Linked DNA regions of Homo sapiens: region 2 is linked to region 1. Evidence: chromatin loops called from intact Hi-C (ENCODE). Cell type or tissue: CD4-positive, alpha-beta T cell. All regions are shown on one strand. Each heading gives the region's core, and the rest is flanking DNA. Links, peaks and the distances in the headings are about the cores only.

Region 1 (16,692 bases), core at 6,502-9,001:
CACCTGCTGGAGTGGGGCAGCAGCTTGGCCCCTTCCAGCTCTACAGCTCTGTGATTTTACGTGAGGAATTTCTTTAATCATTTGTCCACACTTGCTTTTGTGTGTGTGCGCAAATTGATGGAGCTCTTGATTTTTTAATAAATTTGAAGTTTCCTCATGGAAATTTTTATATCCTTTAAAATGTTATTCATCCCTTTGTGGAAATAATGACGGAAATGAAGGGAGATAGAAACCAATTTTCCTGGTAAGGATTAAGGCTGAGAATTTGAAAGCTGTCCAGAAATTAAATAAAACAGTTATATAAAAGTATTAGTCTATATTTCCTTTCAGAACCTTAAATATGAACCCATAAAATAAGGCTGGGAATGACAGAACAAATATACTTTCAAATGGAAGAAAATTTTCCTAGAGATAGAAAGTTTATCTGGCTAGTTTTGAGATTTTCTTACTCTTTCTTTTTCTTTTTAAATAGGTTTAATTTTTAGTGCAGTTTTAAATTTTCAGCAATATTGAGCAGAAACTACAGAGAGTGGCTTGATTTTTCAGAGGAAAAATTCCCTAACTGCAGTTTCCTGAGCTGATGGGTTTTCAGATTTAGGTCTAAAGTCTTCCAATTATTAAACCATGATTAATGGGACATAGCACACACAGCAGCATTGCAAATTGATTGTGCTTCTAAATTCCTTCAAAAGGAGATTCATAAAATTTACAAAAATAATTTTACTTTACAATTAAAGACTATCTGCAATGTTAATACCCTTTCTTCGTTACTACTCTCTGCGTAATTATCATCCTCTAAATCCTGCTGGCTGAGCTCCCTCGATGCCTTTGTAATTCCTTTTTATTTCTTCCTGTCCTCTAATCCTCCAGAACTTCTGAAGCATGCAGAATTCGCCTTCATACAAGAGTTGGAATTTGTTCTTTGCTTGAACAAATAACATTGAATATGTCTGTTTTACTCCAAAACTTAAAGGCATTGCTCAGCGTATTCCTCTGCTAGGGGAGTCATCACAAAATCCCACATACTAGGGGGCTTAAACAACACAATTCAGCTTCTCTCATTTCTGGGGCTAGATGTCCAAAATCAATGTGTTGGCAGGGTTGGCTCCTTCCGGGGGGTTTTCAGGAAAGCTCTGGTATGGGCCTTTCTTCTTGGCTTGTAGACGATCATCTTCTTCCTACATCTATTCACATTGTTTTATCTCTATGTGTCTATATCCAAATTTCCCCTTTTTATACGCTGTTATGGGAAGAATTGCATACTCCAAAAACGTACCTGTTGAGGCCCTAACTCCCAGTACGCTAACATGTAAATGTATTTCACAATATGTGTGTGTAAGGCCTTCAAAGGGGTGCCATGAGGCTTTTAGGGTGGGTCCTAGTTCAATAGGACAGATGTCATTATTGGGGTGCCATGAGGCTTTTAGGGTGGGTCCTAGTTCAATAGGACAGATGTCATTATTGGGGTGCCATGAGGCTTTTAGGGTGGGTCCTAGTTCAATAGGACAGATGTCATTATTGGACACAGAGAGGAAATTTGGACACACAGAGAGACCCTAAAGATGTGCTGGCATGGAGGCAAGACCATGTGAAGACACAGCGAGAAGGCAGTGTCTACAGGCCAAGGAGAGAGGCCTCAGAAGAAACAAAACCTTGATCTCAGATGTCTAGTCTTCAGAAGGGCGAGAAAATTCATTTTTGTTGCTGAAGCCCTGTAGCATGTGGTATTTTGTCACGGCAGCCCTAGTGGACTAACACATACACTAATTACATTGGACTAGGGCTCATCCTAATGACCCATTTTAACTTGAAGAGCTCCATAACCAAGTTATTTCCATATACGGTCACATTCTGGGGTGCTGGGGGTTAGGATGTCAACATCTGAATTTGGAGAACAGGGGATACAATTGAACACATGACACTGAGTTTGGGGTACCTATTCAAAATGTAAGTTCCATAAGCTTAGATGCCACATCACTTTTCAGCCTTTGTTTTAAGTTCCAGCATTCCAGGTAGCGGAGGTGTGTGGCGGCGGTGTGAACTCCATTCAGCAGAAGCCTCCATACTGCATTGACAGGAGGGTGGGATACAAGGACAAAAAACAGCTTTGACATGAAATACTGAGATGCTTCTTTCTGACTCCCAATGGAGGACACTTTGTTAAAGTGCATCCAACCATCAGCCCCCTTGCCCCTTCACAGCATTGCCACAGACACCCGTGGGCGGGAGCATTGCAGGCTGTGCAGAGCATGGCTGACCTTCGCTGCTTGTCCTGAGTGACACCTCCCACCACAGAGCTTCTTCTTGCTCAAAGGACGGAGTTGCTACTCACTAATGAACTCATCCAATGTTTGCTTATTGAACACAAACAATGTGTCTGGCACTTTTTTGGTGTCCTGTGGACACACCAGAGGACATAAGTTCTTACCTTAACCCAACTCACCAAAACGAGAAGGAGAGAGGAAAGTGTCCTGTGATTAAAATGCAGCCCAGTGAGCACCACAGCAGCAGAAGCACAGGGTGCTCTGGGCACACTTGCTCTAAACTCCCCCTTGGGGGTCAGGGAGGACCTCCTCCTGGGAGCCACAGTTACTTCAGGATTAGCCAGAGGAAGCTTTGACAGACGGGCATCCCAGGCAGTGGGGCTTCACATGCTGGGTGGCTATATCTGGGGTGTTGGGTCCCAAAGAGGAAGTGATGATGAATGAGCTCGGGGGGCGGTGGGAAACAGGTCAAATCAAGCCAGGTTAAGGAGCTTGCAGACTCTCCTAAGGGAATTAGGACTTCGAGCGAGGGGCATGATCTGTGCCAAAAATGGGTTACATGGCAAGCATCTCCCACACGATGAATGCACAGACTCTTTCATCCGTCTCTACTTCTTGGTAGACATTTATTTTACAGTAAAATTCATAAGCTGTGGTAAATGATACAGCAACAAAAATATGCCTTGCAGAACTGCATTTAATAACAGATGGCTAGGAATAACTCAAATGGCCATTAGTCAGGAACTGAGTAAACTGAGTAAATAAACAATAACAAGTCTGTAACCCATGACATCAGTCGCCAGTTGGCTGGAGGAGGTGACTTGATCTTGCCTGTTTTGGGTCTTTTGGATGTTGTGTCATGAGCACCACTTATCAATTCAAACATAAGCATGCACACTTTATTTCAATATTTCGAAAGTATGTAATATCAACTGCTGTAGTCCCGGTGACTTTAGTGCGGCCACAGGACCTGTTCCTACTCATTGGTGGCATCAGACGTAACTCTGAGGTTGAACCTTAAGGACCCTGGAGCTGCGGGGCCAGGGGGACCGAGTGAAAATGAACACTCATCCAGTGAAATTGCCTATTTACCACATCGGCAGACACGCCACTGCAATGAAGAGATGGCGACTGAGAACTATTTTGGCTTTTGTCTCCAGTTCTCAAAAACTGGCCTTTCCATGTGATCCCTTCCAAGGTCTATGATATGTGCATGTACGTTGATATCTATCTATCTATCTATCTATCATCTATCTATCTATCTATCTATCTATCTACCCATCCATAAGTTGATAAGTTGATAGATATCTCTCAATGTATAGGCACATATCATAGGCCTTGGAAGAGATCAGAAGGAAGTTTCTCTAGCTCTTCACAGTTCACAATGAAATGCTACATCTTAAAATTCCCTCTGGGGAGGCCCAGGTGGGCAGATCACGAGGTCAGGAGATCGAGACCAGCCTGGCTAACACGGCGAAATGCCATCTCTACTAAAAATACCAAAAAACCAGCCGGACGTGGTGGCGGGCGCCTGTAGTCCCAGCTACTCGGGAGGCTGAGGCAGGAGAATGGTGTGAACCCGCGAGGGGGAGCTTCCAGTGAGTCGAGATCGTGCCACTGCACTCCAGCCTGGGTGACAGAGCGAAATTCTGTCTCAAAAAAGGAAAAAAAGAAAGAAAAAAAAATGACCTCTATGAGAAGAATTTACTATGCAGCGAGCAACAGGTCCTATCTTGGGACAATTATTTCCCTTGTGATTGAAATTATTTTCATTTCCCTTGCAATGTTTGTTCCCGCGTACTTGAAGGTGGACTTCCTGGGGCTTTCTCAGCCCACTTACACACAAAAAAAGACTAAAACATGGCAAATGTCCCTAAGACAAGCCCAAAAAGACATCTCCCTCACTCCCTCAGGTAATGACATATTCCGTAAAGGAGGAGCTATTAGTGAAGGTTGCCATGAGCCTTACTTTCTGGCAGGAGTGAGTTTCGGTGGCGAGGTCGGCATTTTCAGACTCTCTATGCCTGGGTTCGTCACTCTTTTGACCCCATAAATTGGTTAATAAAGGTACAACATACCATATTTAGGACTGAACCAGTAGTGTCAGATGATAACATAATAACCGGAGAACCATCATCTTAAAATAGCATTCTAGAAGTTTTATTCCTAACTGAACTTTTTATTTTCAAGTTTTCTTCTTGGAGAATTTACACATTTATTCCATCAGTGCTGCTATGCCTAAATTAAATTCACTCTTTCTTTTTTTAATTTGGAATTAACTTTAAAACTAATTTTAAAGTTCTGCTTACAAATTGGTCTTCAGTTTTTAAACCTAAGGTATTTCTTACTTATTACCTACATTATCTGGAAATTTAGCTATTTTGATTGTATCTATATATAAATTGGATATTTGAATGATGTATAAATTATATAAATATATGTTGATATGGTATAGATATTATATATTATATATACAATCTATTATATATTATAAAATAGCTATAACACAAGGATAAGGTGATTTGGATTCATAATAATATTCACACAGACATTTTAGAAACTTTAGCTCTGTTCTTACCCTTTATACTAATTTATTTGTGTGTGTGTGTATTCATCCTAAGAATCTCACTAACCAATCTGACAAAATTAGCCATCTAAGCAAAAAATTTTCCTGAGAACAATGACCTAGACAGTCTTCTTTTCTTTATTTAACCAGAAAAATGTCTATGTTCCAAAGTGCTTGTAACATTCATTTTTAATGTGACGTGTGATGTTGAGAAATCAGGACATGTTTGTTGAACAATGAGATTTGCAATGCAAAGACAGCAGGCTGTGGGCGTGATCACCTTCCGTTAACCTACTGACTGACTTTTTCCAGCTGTACATAGCAAGGAAACAATGGCTTACACATGAATTTCAGGATGGGCTGGCTGGTCGTTTCCTGTTCCACTACAAATGCTGGACTAAGAGCCAGGAAATGTGGAGCTATTCTTGTTTCTGCAATTGCTTGTTTTGAGGGAGTGGTTAATCCTCAAGGCATCAAACTAGATGACTTCAGTAATTTTGGTTTGTCTAAGATTGACTGAATCTATAATTGCACAGGATAATTTCATTGTTCAAATTAGTCCAGTATCCAGAACAGCTACCAAGTGGGCATAAATTCTTACAAAGAATTCGCGAATTCTTCACATCTTCACAAAGATGTCTTACTTGCAGACAAGATAGGTAAATACTCTCATTGAATAAGATTTCACCTGTTCTGGGAAATCTCACTTGGCCATATTCTTCCTAAACTGACATTCCAGAATTCAAATCTTTCCTTTGGCTTCCCGCTTTGACAGCCACTGTGTGGTCAGTAGTTCTAAGTTCACTCAGTCACGTTGAATGCAGGGAAACCTTTGTCACGGGTGTGTGTTATCGCCTCCTGGCTGTAGAGGAGATCACTACATGCTTTGATTCAGCTTCCATCTAAGAAGAGACTCACCAGCTCAGCAGTGCAGGCGCTGGCACTGCCTCTCTGAGGGCAGTGCGCATAGTCTGGCTTGAGCAAAGGGTGACTTTCCTTCCAGAGGGTTCAGAGGGCCTGAAAATATTTGCCAGACACGGTGTCACTTCTGTGCAAGGTCAGCGAGTGACATCTTCCCTCAATGGCATCAAAAAGGACAGCCATCAGGTGCTGTGCTCCATCCCCGTGGTGCCCCCTGACATCGTGATGGGCCCTGACATGGCTCAGGCTGGGCCCTCAGTGGTTCCCTGGGGCAGCTGGCTCAGGACCCACCACTGAAGCACAGACACTTCTCAGGGCTGATTGAACTCCCGTCCCTGCAAGTGCTCCTGGCTTGGTTTTCTCCACTCTCCCTGGTCTGATGCATTTCATTTCTCCTCTTAGACCAGGCAAGGTGTAGCAATGAGAAGCAGAAGGATAACTTGAACTACGTTAGAATTTTCCCCAAAGGCTGTCGAGGTGAGCAAGCTCATGCAGGGCCTGCCCAGTTGTCAGCATGCCTGGAGGCAGAGGGGGGCAGAGGGAGGCAGAGCTCTCCCTGCTCTCCAACAAGTGTCACCCAGGTGAGCTGGAGGCAGAGAGGGGCGCCCACAAGCTCTCCCTGCTCTCCAGGTGAGCTGGAGGCAGAGAGGGGCGCCCACAAGCTCTCCCTGCTCTCCAGGTGAGCTGGAGGCAGAGAGGGGCGCCCACAAGCTCTCCCTGCTCTCCAACGAGCATCACCCAGGTGAGCTGGAGGCAGAGAGGGGCGCCCACAAGCTCTCCCTGCTCTCCAACAAGTGTCACCCAGGTGAGCTGGAGGCAGGTTGTCTTCCTCTCCCCACACAGACAAGCGTAAAACCTCATTCTCCTCTGCAGCTGCGCCTGCCGCTCCGCAAGCACCACCAGGCTGGACTACATGGGGTCCCATCTAGCTCGGGCCTCTGCTGTCAGCAGGCCTGGGCACTGTGTTCTGGCACTGGGCTCAGTACTCTTAGCCACTTGTGGAGGTGAGGCAATGAGACCTTACAGTGGGGGCGATTTTCCAAAATTCATAGCTACTGGCAGAATCCAGACATCCTAATTCCTCCTCTATTCCCTACATACATTCTCTTGCCAAAGGCAAACTTGACCTGCTGGGATCTTTATGAATATAGAATTCAGAAAAAGTAATCTTAAGTAGGAATGATCTGAACTCAAACCTAAAGATATTAACTGAAATAAACCTCAAAAAGTACAATGTTTTAATGGAAGAAGATGTCACGAACATATGAAGTTACTACATTTTACTTGGTTTTATAATCTACTCTCATTTTTTAAATTTTATTCTGGGCATACCATCTCCCTTCCCGTTTCTTTTTTGCCTTAAACTTTGACATATTTATTAAAATATTTTGTATGAGATTAAATGATGCTATAACTACACTGGTCTTTTTATTATTCTGTTTTCAGAGAAAAAAAAACCTGATTTTAAAAAATTAAATGAACATACGCATACGCAGGGGAAAATAAATAAATTGAAACGGCATAAATGTTCAAATTAAAATCTATAGAGGTATTTTTTTTTTCTACTGAAATTTTCCTCTAATGAGAACATCTTTTTTTTTTCTTTTATTATTATACTTTAAGTTTTAGGGTACATGTGCACATTGTGCAGGTTAGTTACATATGTATACATGTGCCACGCTGGTGGAGCTGCACCCACTAACTCGTCATCTAGCATTAGGTATATCTCCCAATGCTATCCCTCCCCCTTTCCCCCCACCCCACAACAGTCCCCAGAGTGTGATGTTCCCCTTCCTGTGTCCATGTGATCTCATTGTTCAATTCCCACCTATGAGAACATCTTTGTCTTTTAAAAATCTTTCTCAACTCACTGGTCATGTGAGGACTGGATTTTTGCAAATGTTTTTTCTTTTGCAGTTGTGAAGTCACTCACAAGTAAACCGTGAGATGCCAAACATTTAAAAAAAAAATCCTTCGAATGTGATCAATATGTAGATCAATGCATTTCCTCCCCTCAGGTTATTCCCTTCCGTTGCCTGCAGGCAGTGAACGTCCTTTCAGACTCTCTGCAGGCGCGCAGAGTCGCCACCAGGGGGCGCCCATCTCCCATTGCAGCCTCAACCGCCTGTCAAGTAAGGAACAACAGCAGCCCACAGTATTTTCCCCAGAGACAGAAACATAACCTTATTCCTGTCACAGCTCAAAAAGAAAGAAAAAGAAAAAAAATGGAATGCAGAATTTACATAGAATTCTTAAAATATGTTTTATCTCCATTGTCAGTAACCCCCAGCAGACCAACTTTTACTTTTATTCCTTCAATAATTTCCCTCTGTAAGAGAGCAGTAAATCATGGCTGGTCTATTTTATCTATCAATCAAATGATAATTTTCTTAATGTTTGTTACCATAGCACCCACAGCCTGTGCTCCTCTGCTGCCTCTGTTTTCTTCAGCTTGGTTCACTGTTAAAGGTAAGCAATCAAGGATTTCTCCAGGGGACTCTGGAATGAGGCGAGGGAGTGTGGAGAGGGAAGCCCACGTAATTACCACGATGACGGGTTGACATCGTAGAATCCAAAAACGACTTCCACCCCCTCACTTTAAAGATGAAGCAACTGAGTTTCTAAAATAGCACTGCATTATGCGAACTGAGCTTGCAAACCCAACAGAACCCACCTTGACAAATTTTAGCTCAATAATGCCTAACATTAAATGACATGTTTCACCCTGACAGCACCTCAGAATTTCTTTCCAATTAATTTTTAAAACATTTCTTTAGTCACGTGTCAGTTTTATTCTTTAATAGAAAAAAATTCAAGAGAAATCTCAGGCAAAGTGTCTTTCCTTTTATCTCCTAAGACAGAATTGGAATTAAACATATGCACGGGGATGCGCTTGTCATCAAGATCCGTGGTTAGAACATTTGGTCATGACCTTCTGTAACATCCTCAATCAAAAGCATTCTATAGTAATGGACATGCATTCTCAGATATTTCATTTTTTAAAGTAAGTTCCTGGCTTACTAAAGGATCATAGGTAGCAGATGATCAAAAATATATACATTTAAAACTTTCAAATTTGGTACATGGTGATGTGAGCACCATAAAGAAATGATGCACGAGATACTGAATTTAGTAAGTGTGACCAAAATGGTAAATAACTCCTGATCATTTACAGAAATTGTTCATTGATTCCAAGGGGTGATATTCCCTTTTTTGTGAATAATAGGAATCCTAGGTATCAGTATATAGCCAATAGGACAATGACAGGAAGAACTTGAGATCTCTAAGATTCTGGGTACAGAGAACGCTAAGAAAAGGAATCACCATGCCACTGGTTTGTCACTAAGGAGAAGCACCTTGAAGAAAACTGATGCTCACATGGACAGTATCTGTCATCAGGCCATGTGCAGTTACGTGCTTACAGAATACTTTTTTTTGAGGTCAATAAGAAAAGTAAGTGAAGAATCCTCGATATCCTAGAGGGAATTCTCCGTCCTTCTGGAAGCTGTGAATTGGATGCAGTTCAAATAGTAGGAAAACCATTATAATTAAATCTGTTGAATTTGAAGGAAACTCCACCTATTCCTTTAATTCTTAGTGAGAAATGATTGCATTTTAACATCTAGAGTGGAAATCAAATGCTTGATGATTTTTTTCAAAAAGAAAAATTGCTGGAGGCAAGAGGAAGGTCACCTTACTTGGTGAATTCTTTTTGATGAAGTTACTGCATTTTACTTGGTTTCATAACCTACTCTCATTTTTTTATTTTATTCTGGGCATACCATCTCCCTTCCCATTTCTTTTTTCCCTTAAACTTTGATATATTTATTAAAATATTTTGTATGAGATTAAATGATGCTATAACTACACTGGTCTTTTTATTATTCTGTTTTCAGAGAAAAAAAACAGAATGTAAATGGCTCACATTTACTTGCAAACTTATTTATAATGTAAACTATTTAAAAATCCGTGTACATTTGTAGGAGACGGACATCCAAAAATGTGCAACTTAAAATCTGGGAACAAATTATATGCACATATGTCTTACTAGTTTCCTTAGACGCATGACAAGCCACTCCACAGTTTAGCCAGTGGTCCTCTGGGAGCTGTCCTCTATTCTAACATCATCCAAGATGAAACCCATTCTGGGGCCCATGTCTGGGACTCTTATAAGCAACGGGCAGGCAGCTGTGATGGACAGGAGTAGAAATCTCCTTGCTCAGGTCCAGCAGTGCACTCTTTCATTTTCTTTTTCATTTGAGACAGGGTCTCGCTATGCTGCCCAGGCTGGAGTGCAGTGGCAGGATCACAGCTCACTGCAATCTCCAGCACCTGAGCTCAAGCAATCCTGTCTCTGCCTTCCAAATAGCTGCGACTACAGGTGCACATAACTGTGTCTGGCTAGTTCTTTTATTTTTAATTTTTTGTAGAGGCAGGGTCTTGCTACGTTGTCCAGACTGTCCTCAAACCCCTGGCTTCAAGCAATTCTCCTATCTCAGCCTACCAAAATTGTGTGGATTACAGGCATGAGCCACTGCATCTGGCCTCAGCAGTGCACTCTTAAGGGACACCTGTAACCGATGATGGGAAATGATGGCTGCTAGTTATCAACATGAATGAGAATTCTTCAAAGAGGCACAGGTCACACCTTAGAAAAGAAGATCAATATGAAAATTATTATCTTTTTCTGTCAGATTGTTTTACAGAACTTCAGGGTGAAATAACCTCAGAATTTATTCCATATATTTTCGAGCAATTTAAACATAAAATGAACATTAACCCAACTGAAAGTGACATAAGAACTACTGTTCTTAGGTTTCCAAATGTTCAGTGATGAGATTATCCTAGGGGGCCTCTCACGGAGATGGCACTTTTCTCTGGATCTGATAAATCTCTCTTTTCCTGCCACTTTTCCTTAATGACGTAGCTATGTCTATGAAGAAGCTGTTTTTACCAAACTCGAAAACAATTAAAACTGCAGACTGGATTCTCTGCCCATGTTGTGAAGTGAGAGATTTAATTCTACCCTGGCATTCTGAATGTGTATGGAGGAAGTGGGTGAACATTCAAACATATATTTCAGATTCACAAATACAGATACATGTAGGAAAAAGAAGATAAACGCAAACACCTCGCCCTTCATTTGGGTTTTTTGTCTACTTTGAGAACTTGGTTCAAAAACTATTGTTCTTCTCTAGGACAAAAGCCAATGTGAGTGTAAATGCATAAACACAACCTGTACATAAAAATCGAATAGCTTCTCTGAAGTCCTCATGTCACAGACACCTCATTGTCCCACAAGAAAAAAAAAATGAAGGCCTTATCTTCATGGTTATTTGTGGAATGTTGTATGCAAAATTCAATATGAATTAATAGCCTGTGTCTGGTGAATTTTGTCTCAAACTCAAAGCAAGAAGATATTGATATCCTCCTTCCCTCCTTCCCTTATTCCTTCTTTCCCTCTTCCCTCCTTCCTCCCCCTCCTCCCCCTCCAGCAGAGAGGAGCTACATAAAAAATGACTTGAGCATCAAGTCAGTAGAATAACACACAGGCCTGTGAAATCATTCTGCATTTCACTTTCTCGTGTGCAACGGCTATGGCTGGTCAATGACATAACTTGCCCTTCTCTCTTATCTGTAATCCTTGCAGCATATCCACATGGGGGAGGGTTTGGCCATTGCACTTTCTAATTTACTAGTGAAGGGGTGGTGCCTCTGAGAGAATGTACAATAGAAACAGGATGAAGGCCAATGCTCCTGACCTTCAGTCACGTGTTCTTTCCACAAGCTTGGGCAGCATAAGAAATACTAATCCAGGCTGGGCACAGTGGCTCACGCCTGTAATTCCAACACTTTTGGGAGGCCAAGGAGGGTGGATCACTTGAGGTCAGGAGTTGGAGACCAGCCTGGCCAACACGGTGAAACACCGTCTCTACTAAAAATACAAAAATTAGCCAGGTGTGGTGGTGCACGCCTGTAATCTCAGCTACTCGGGAGGCTGAGGCATGAGAATCACTTGAACCCCGGAGGCGGAGCTTAAAGTGAGCCGAGATCACACCAGCCTGGGTGACACAGAGCGAGACTCCATCTCAAAAAAAAAAAAAGAAAGAAATACTCATCCAGTTCTTAGGGCGAGCTTTGGCAGACTATCTCTTGATAGCTTATCACTTAGAACACTGTGGCTAATGAATACGTATGTAAATAAGCGATGCTGAAATAATTTGATAAATTCTCATGTTGAGCATCTTAATATGCTACTCTGTTTTAGAGGAGTTTGGCAAGTCTAATGTCAGAAGAGCATTTTCATGTGTCTCTACACATATGATGGTGTTTTATCCTTACACTTGAAAACAAAACGTGCTACAGCTTGAGCCACGTAATTCCAGGGACGCCTTATAGCATTATTGTTATAGAAGAGAATGCAGAGCCACCACTCGGATTATCACACCACCCTGGCAAAGTATCTTGTTCTCACCATTTAATTATCTTTTTATTTTTTAAAAAAAGGCTCTTGCTCTTTATATCTTATTCTGTCTAAATTATGTAATGCTTATAAATATCCAGAAAAGGAGTGCTGATATTGGTGTTTTGCCCAGTCTGACTCATTTGCTGAAAGAAGTAAACATCGTTTAATGGATAGACTTGTTGTGTGGCTCTAATAGACACACACACACACACACGTACAATTTAGGCAGATATTTTTAATGCTCTTAATACTTTTTACAGATAAAGTAACATAAAAATTCTCAGAAAATAAAATAAAAGAAAATAGGCAAGAGAACATAAACTTCTGACTAATTTGAAAAGCATTATTTCACTGGCCTTAGCACATCTCCTGTTCTTATGGAATTCAAAGGCAATGCAGGCTGAATCTAACCTATACTAGGTCACATGTAAGTATATCTAATGATTGCTAATATTTTGCCATCAGATTTCTTCTTTCACACAGTGAATAACTGTGGTCTCAGTTACAGATAGACCATGTGGTACAGAAGCTGAATCATTTCCAGACCTGTTGAGGGGAGCTTTCGGTGCTTCTATTAGTGAAAGTGCGGAAAACTACCAGCCGCATCTTCAAGGTTATATCAGTGAAAGGAAACAGCAAAGCAAACAAACATCACACAAGAAAGCAAAACCACCGGAGACTGGTGTACAGACTCCCACCCGGCACTGTACCTGTACAGATGAAACTGGAGAGGCCTCCGTAGATGACTTCATCATTGTCGGGCAATATAAATGGACACCTCGTCTGAACCTCCAAACAGTATTGCTTGCAAGGAATTGTCTTTCTGCAGTTAAACTGTGTGACTTCAAAATACTGGGAACAGAGCCAGGCTTTGTAGACAATCTGAAAAAAAGAGAAGAATGAAAAATATAGAGGCGTGACAACAGTTACAGTGATAGAGGCACTGTGAGAAGCGTGCAAGCGTGCTGTGGTTTCAAGTGGATCCTAAGAGAGCCCTCATTGTGAGAAAGCGTATTTACACAACGACAGCTGCAAGTGATAAAAACACAGCAACGAAAGTCTCCGCAATAAAAGCAAAACAGTATTTGATTGCATCCCTAATAGAATGTAAAAGGTATTTTGACCTTTAATTTTATGTGGCTTATTTGAAAATCAGTGGATTTAAGCAGGAAGTTAATTTTTCAAAATTCAGCGATATCTAAAGTAAAATAAATAATTGACTCTATTGCTCTTCTGTGCTGTAGTTACTTGCAACGTGGCTGATGAGCCAGTTCCCTCCACACGGAGTCCCACGTCTATGCCTCCATAGGACGCTAGATGGCGCGAAGCACTTTATAAAGATGGCCCAGCAGGGGTTGGGAAACTGCTGTTTAGATCTTGGACTTTGAGAGGCAGAGAACAGGCAGATATGGACATTTACATTCATGACTCACACCAAATGCATTAAAAATCTCACTGTCTGAAAGCCCAGAAACACCCGACATAGAGCAGACATCATATGCTGTGGTGTGGTTGGGAGTAGGAGGGAAGCCTCATCAGAGCCACAGCTTCAACCTTCTGGATGATGTGCAAGCCACATCAATGTTTGCTACGTATTTATGTAATTTCATCAAATGTGAAAGGACTGGGACTTCATTCATCTCTTTGTTTTGGTGGCTATTTGGGAAAACAAACATTGAAAAAATTGCCTTTTTCTGACACGAAGGAATAAGCTGATCTTAAATTCAAATACAACAATGGCAGATGTACCAATTTGCAGTACAGGTTACTGAAATTCAGTTATTCTCCAGGTCCTTGGCACTAATGGCTTTTACTTATCTATTTCTAGGGTTAATATTATCCAAGTAACATTTTGCCGGTTATATTTTACCTAGAAAAATGGAGGCGCAGCAGTTAAAGGTAGCCTAAGAGATTATAAATACCTAATAATAACAAGAATAATAGCTGGTATTTATCAACTTTATACTCTTTTCTAAGTAAGCTGTAAACTTTTTTTTCCATGTGATTCTCAGCATGCACTTTTGACCATAACTATTACTCACATTTTGAACAGGAATAATATTAAGTAATAGTACTATTAGGTAATGGAAATGGAAAATCCAGACTTCAAACCCATGTTCTGTAGGGCTCCAAAGACTGTGTTCCTAATAGTTATCCTATATTTAATCTGAAAACTACTTTTAAAGCACTTATGAAATCACAAGGGAGTTTGCAGATGAACCTAAAATCAGCATGGCCTTCCATGCCCCGGGTCAATATCTATTTGGTAGAAGGAGGATTGTATTTTTTTATTCATAACATTAGGTTGATCAAAATGACGCTTTATTCTGTGATCAAGGTGACTTGGTAGAGGTAAAATGAGATAAATATCAAAGTGAGATACACTTTTAAATGGCCAAAAGTAATTTTTCTTTGCCAGTCATCAATGGCTCACAATCACCATGTAACTTGTTAGTAAAACCTACAAATAATTAGAATTCTTATAGGTCTTTTGAATGAGTCTTCTCGTAACAGTGTACACTGAAAAACTGCACTAGAAGAAAACGTTACAATAGCCGAAGAAACCTCTAAGAATTCTTATGCCAACTGGGAAACGGAGGTGGGCTGTGGCTGTGTGCCCCAGGAGGACAGCAAGAGGCTGCCTCAGGGGGACAGGTGAAGGTGGAGGTGGTGCCGGCAGCAAGAGGCTGGAAGCACCAGCTTCAGAAGAAAAAGTGAAATGATTTCTTAACCAAACCATGGGGAAGTTGAAAACGTTTGTCAAAATGCCATAGACATTGACGTTTGTGTAATATGACATGATACGTAATATGACATGACATTTATTATGTAAACTAAGCTGTAGTATAGGAATGAGCCATGTATCCTCTGATTCCTGGGCTTAATAACCTTTCTCAGGTACTAGAGGAAGCAGGATAGGCTTATACCTGCAGTTCAAAAAATAACATTCCATTATGAGGACAGCTTGCTTTCCGCACATTTCTGGGATTCTAAAGTCTAGAGTTGCCTGTTTTTCTTTAAGGAGTGCCCTATGTAATGCCAGAAAGTGGCTCATGTTTTCATTGGCCAAATTGGGGTCCCCATTCCCACCGCTCCCTCACACGTTGCCTTTCCACCGTTATTCCAGTTAAAATGGGTTCTGAATAGGGAATCGCATCCTGCAGCCATAAAGTCTTAAGAAACAACGTCTCCTCTCTCGCAGACGGTGGGGCGTCCAGTATTGGAGTCTCTTCAGATCTAGCCATCCTCTTTGCAACCACTTTCCTCAGCATTGCCCGATGGGAACATATCCATTTTTATTCTGGCTCCTTAAATTCTATTTCCGCTATATTTCCTTTGCAGATTTTTTTTTAACTCAAAAAAAAAAAAAAAAAAAAGAAAAGAAAAAGAAACTAGTAAGAGATCACAGCATTTTTTTTTAAGTATCAGGTAGTAGTTAGTTATGAAGAAAAGTGATCGAGCATCATTTGCAAAGCCGCCGGCAGAATCCCAGACCTTATACACTGAGCTATGACGACCTCTCCGGCCAGGCTCCACGGTGGCATCCGTTATGAGCTACCTCCTGGGCTTTGAGTGTGCAATGAATATTCCTCATTTGAGTATTAAATATTTTCTAAAATTTTAGCTCTAGGGGTAAGATACATCAGAAAACAAGTGGGGGAAACCATGTGAGCTGAATCGAAATCCGAAGGACGGAGGAGAAATATTTTATTGCTACTTAAGAGATTAAGGATGAGAAGCAGATGTTACATAACTAAAGTCTTTATCTTCTCTGTGTAGATGTGTTTACAATAAAAGAGGCAAAGCATACAGCACATTTGCTAAAAATATTTCAGAATAAACTGGTAAAAGTTCGCATGGGAAGTAAACAAAAATTCTTCTAGAATCTTGAAAATGATTACTTGAAAAGTGAAATAGCACGTTAGTAAACACCTGAAAACTGTGTTATGTGAAGAACGGAGAATACCTGAGAATATACTGCGGCTAAGAGCAAACGAGGGGTGAGGTTCTTACAGTTATCTCGTGTCTGAGAAACGGCCAGGTGCCAATGACGATGGATTTAAACAATAAATTGTGGAATCACAAAACAAAGACAAGAGAAAAAACAAACAGGTAGCTACCAGCGTGATATAAAGACGAGCTTTCCTGCCAGAAGAGATGCATAGAAATACAATGAGCTATCTTCAAATGTGCCGAGTTCTCTAGAGCTAGAAAAATTCCAATAGACTTTCAATACCTCTTGTCAAAACACGATGAGGAAGATTCCTATGTTAGGAAGGTGAGAGAAGGCCATGGCTCCAAGACACTTCCCAACGTCTTTCTAGAAGTTTTTGCAGGAAGGGGTTGAAAAGGATGTTTTGTGGTGGCACCGGGCTAGAAGAACAAATTGACTAAATCTTAAAAGTAATAAAGAACTTCAAACAAAAGCACATCATGAAAAATGAGTATATTTGTCTTATTTCATAAGAACTATG
Region 2 (2,500 bases), core at 1-2,500, 1.7 Mb after region 1:
AGGAAATTTATTTTTTAAAAAAAGGAGGTTTAATTGACTCACAGTTCTGCATGGCTGGGGAAGCCTCAGGAAATTTACAGTCATGGCAGGAGGTGAAGAAGAAAGAAGCAAGGCACATCTTACATGATGGCAGGAGAGAGAGCATGCGCAGGGGAAACTGCCAGTTTTAAACCATAGATCTCATGCGAATGCCTTCACGATCATGAGAGCAGCATGGGGAAAACTGCCCCCATGACTCAATCACCCCCCACCGGGTCTCTCCTTTGACATGTGGGGATTACAATTCGACTCGAGATTTGGGTGGGGAAACAGAGCCAAACCATATCAGTGAGGATGTATTGGGGTGGTCTTCATTGTAGTATTGTGCAGACACTGAGGAGTAGAGAAACTCTTCCTGTGGTTGATAATAATGGCATCATTGTTAAAATTAAAGATTGCCATCTCAGTGGAGTATGGGAAGCCAGAGAACCCAAAATGAAAGGGTTTGGGTGGAAACTAGAAGTTCACACTGTCACAACACACAGTACTCTCCCTGAAGGAGGTTTTGGGAGAAGAGAGAGAAGGAGGAAGATTCAGTTGGTAACATCTAGTAAGTGAGAGAGTGCAGCATTGAGGTCCAGAAATGACTTTTGGTGATTATATGCAGGTCAAACACTTATTCTTACGAGAAGTGACTGAAATCTTTCTGTCAGTCTTACACCTCATTTGGCCCATCTTAAAAGCCTGCATGAGCTCACCTGCCTTTGTCCTGGGCTTCAAGTGCACTTTACCCACTGGGTAGATGGACGGATGGAACCCGATCACCACAGACATGGCTTTGTTCCCCCACAAAGTTTCAGAGCAGCTAAGAGCAGTTAGGAAGGGCTGTTTTGTTTCTAACCCCTGCATTTGAATTTCAAACATTGGAAGCAGGGCATTTTCCATGACATTAAATTTATTGGAACAGAAAAGTCATGTTTCAGGAAGAAACTACCTGGAACCTTCACCAACTCTGGTCCAAATGAATTTCAACTTTAAGAATATTCAATTCCATTGAAATCACTTAAATAAGCATTCACTATGCAATAGCTTTCAGAGAGCAGACTGATGGGTTGATATCGATTGAGTTAATATTTTTTATAGAGGATGCCACAAGTCTTTACTTTCAGAAAATACAGTAGATTAACTCCTACCATAATAGTCCATGACTTATATAGGGACATAAATTTATAGAAAAAATACCATACATTATAAATACAAAAAAAAAGTCAATAAAATTTGAATAAGTAAATATTGAGGAAAATATATATATTTAATTTTCTTCATTTATATTTTTATTTAAATTTTGTTACTGTGCAACGTTGTCATTGTTGTTTTTGAAATCAAGGTGAGCAGCGGAATAATGCCAGTTTTGTTTAGCTCAGTATTTCTCTTAATACATTTATTTAGTGCCACCTATCGGCCAAGTGGCTAATTAAAGATAAAAAACTGGTTATTGCATAGTTTATTTAGCATTTTAATCTTGACTCATGGATGACAACGTACAGTGAAAGAATGCCATGGGGTATTTACATTTTGTTAAGTAGTTGTAGTTTTATATTCGTTTCATGCCTTCTATGTCTTTATTGGTATTTCAGCAGTAATTACTGCATAGTGCAGTGGTTAAGTGTGTGATTCTGAAAGCCAACTCACCTGGGTTCAACTCCCAGCTTCATTGTTGACAACCTTTGAGCCTTGGGAAAACTAATTGGTCTATGTCCTTTTTTCTGTAAAGCAGTGTAAAATATACACTGGTTCCGAGAGTTAACAGAGAACACACATGCACAGACACATCACCCGTTAGAACACTGCCTGGTACATAGTGAGCAGGACGGGAACATTGTCTATTGCTATTCACAAAAGTAAAATTCACTGTTGTTATTTGCTGAATGTTTTCTCTGTGCCAGACGTAAAGCTGAGTGCTTTACACAGCGGACACTGACAAACACTGAAGGAGTTATTCCAGCGTGAGAATTAAGGAAAATGAGGTTTGAGGAATTCAGAGGACCTCCTCAGCGTTACATAATTTCTCATTAGCAGTGTTGGGGTGTGGGGGTAGCTCCTTCTCACTCCCAGGCACATGCATTTAACCATTTCCCTATATTGACTGTTAGGGGAACAAGTTATTAATTACCTGTAATGTCCTTTTTCCAAGAATAATCAAAACATTACTTATCAGACACAACACCAGAATAACTAGAAGCAAAATATTTTTAAAGATTATCCTATTTTTATGACTTTAAAAATAATTGTTTAATGTAATATTATTAATATTTAAAATGTGCTATCATTACCCTCTTATTTTCACCGTATGTATATAACTACATATTTCATATTAGATTATAGGAAAAGATACAAAAACGAAGAGTTACTAAGTACTATTTCATTTTTTTCCCAGAAAACATTGCTATCATCACTGCTATCAATTTACTTTTATCATCTTTAAAATTAGATTATTATATACAGACCTAAACCATAAAGT

The links. Peaks named below come from ENCODE experiments on the same cell type or tissue, not always from the same donor. Only the 100,000 strongest peaks of a DNase experiment are listed, where the experiment ranks them.
Region 2: it touches region 1 in a loop (16-fold over the local background); 3 of 110 quality-filtered maps call a loop at or near these places.

The regions. Positions count from the first base shown.
Region 1 is chr13:107,197,657-107,214,348 of GRCh38, forward strand. NALF1 (NALCN channel auxiliary factor 1) reads right to left here. Exons shown (of 3, transcript NM_001080396.3): 2 at 12,928-13,099. Among named protein-coding and RNA genes, the nearest start is that of SNORD31B, 110 kb to the right of the region's middle. In CD4-positive, alpha-beta T cell, for the core only: CTCF peaks have their summits at 7,847 (motif pointing right) and 8,046; a DNase peak (open chromatin) is centred at 7,845.
Region 2 is chr13:108,893,973-108,896,472 of GRCh38, forward strand. All of the region lies in intron 14 of MYO16 (myosin XVI), which reads left to right. Among named protein-coding and RNA genes, the nearest start is that of MYO16-AS2, 210 kb to the right of the region's middle. In CD4-positive, alpha-beta T cell, for the core only: CTCF peaks have their summits at 1,450 (motif pointing left) and 1,651; a DNase peak (open chromatin) is centred at 1,439.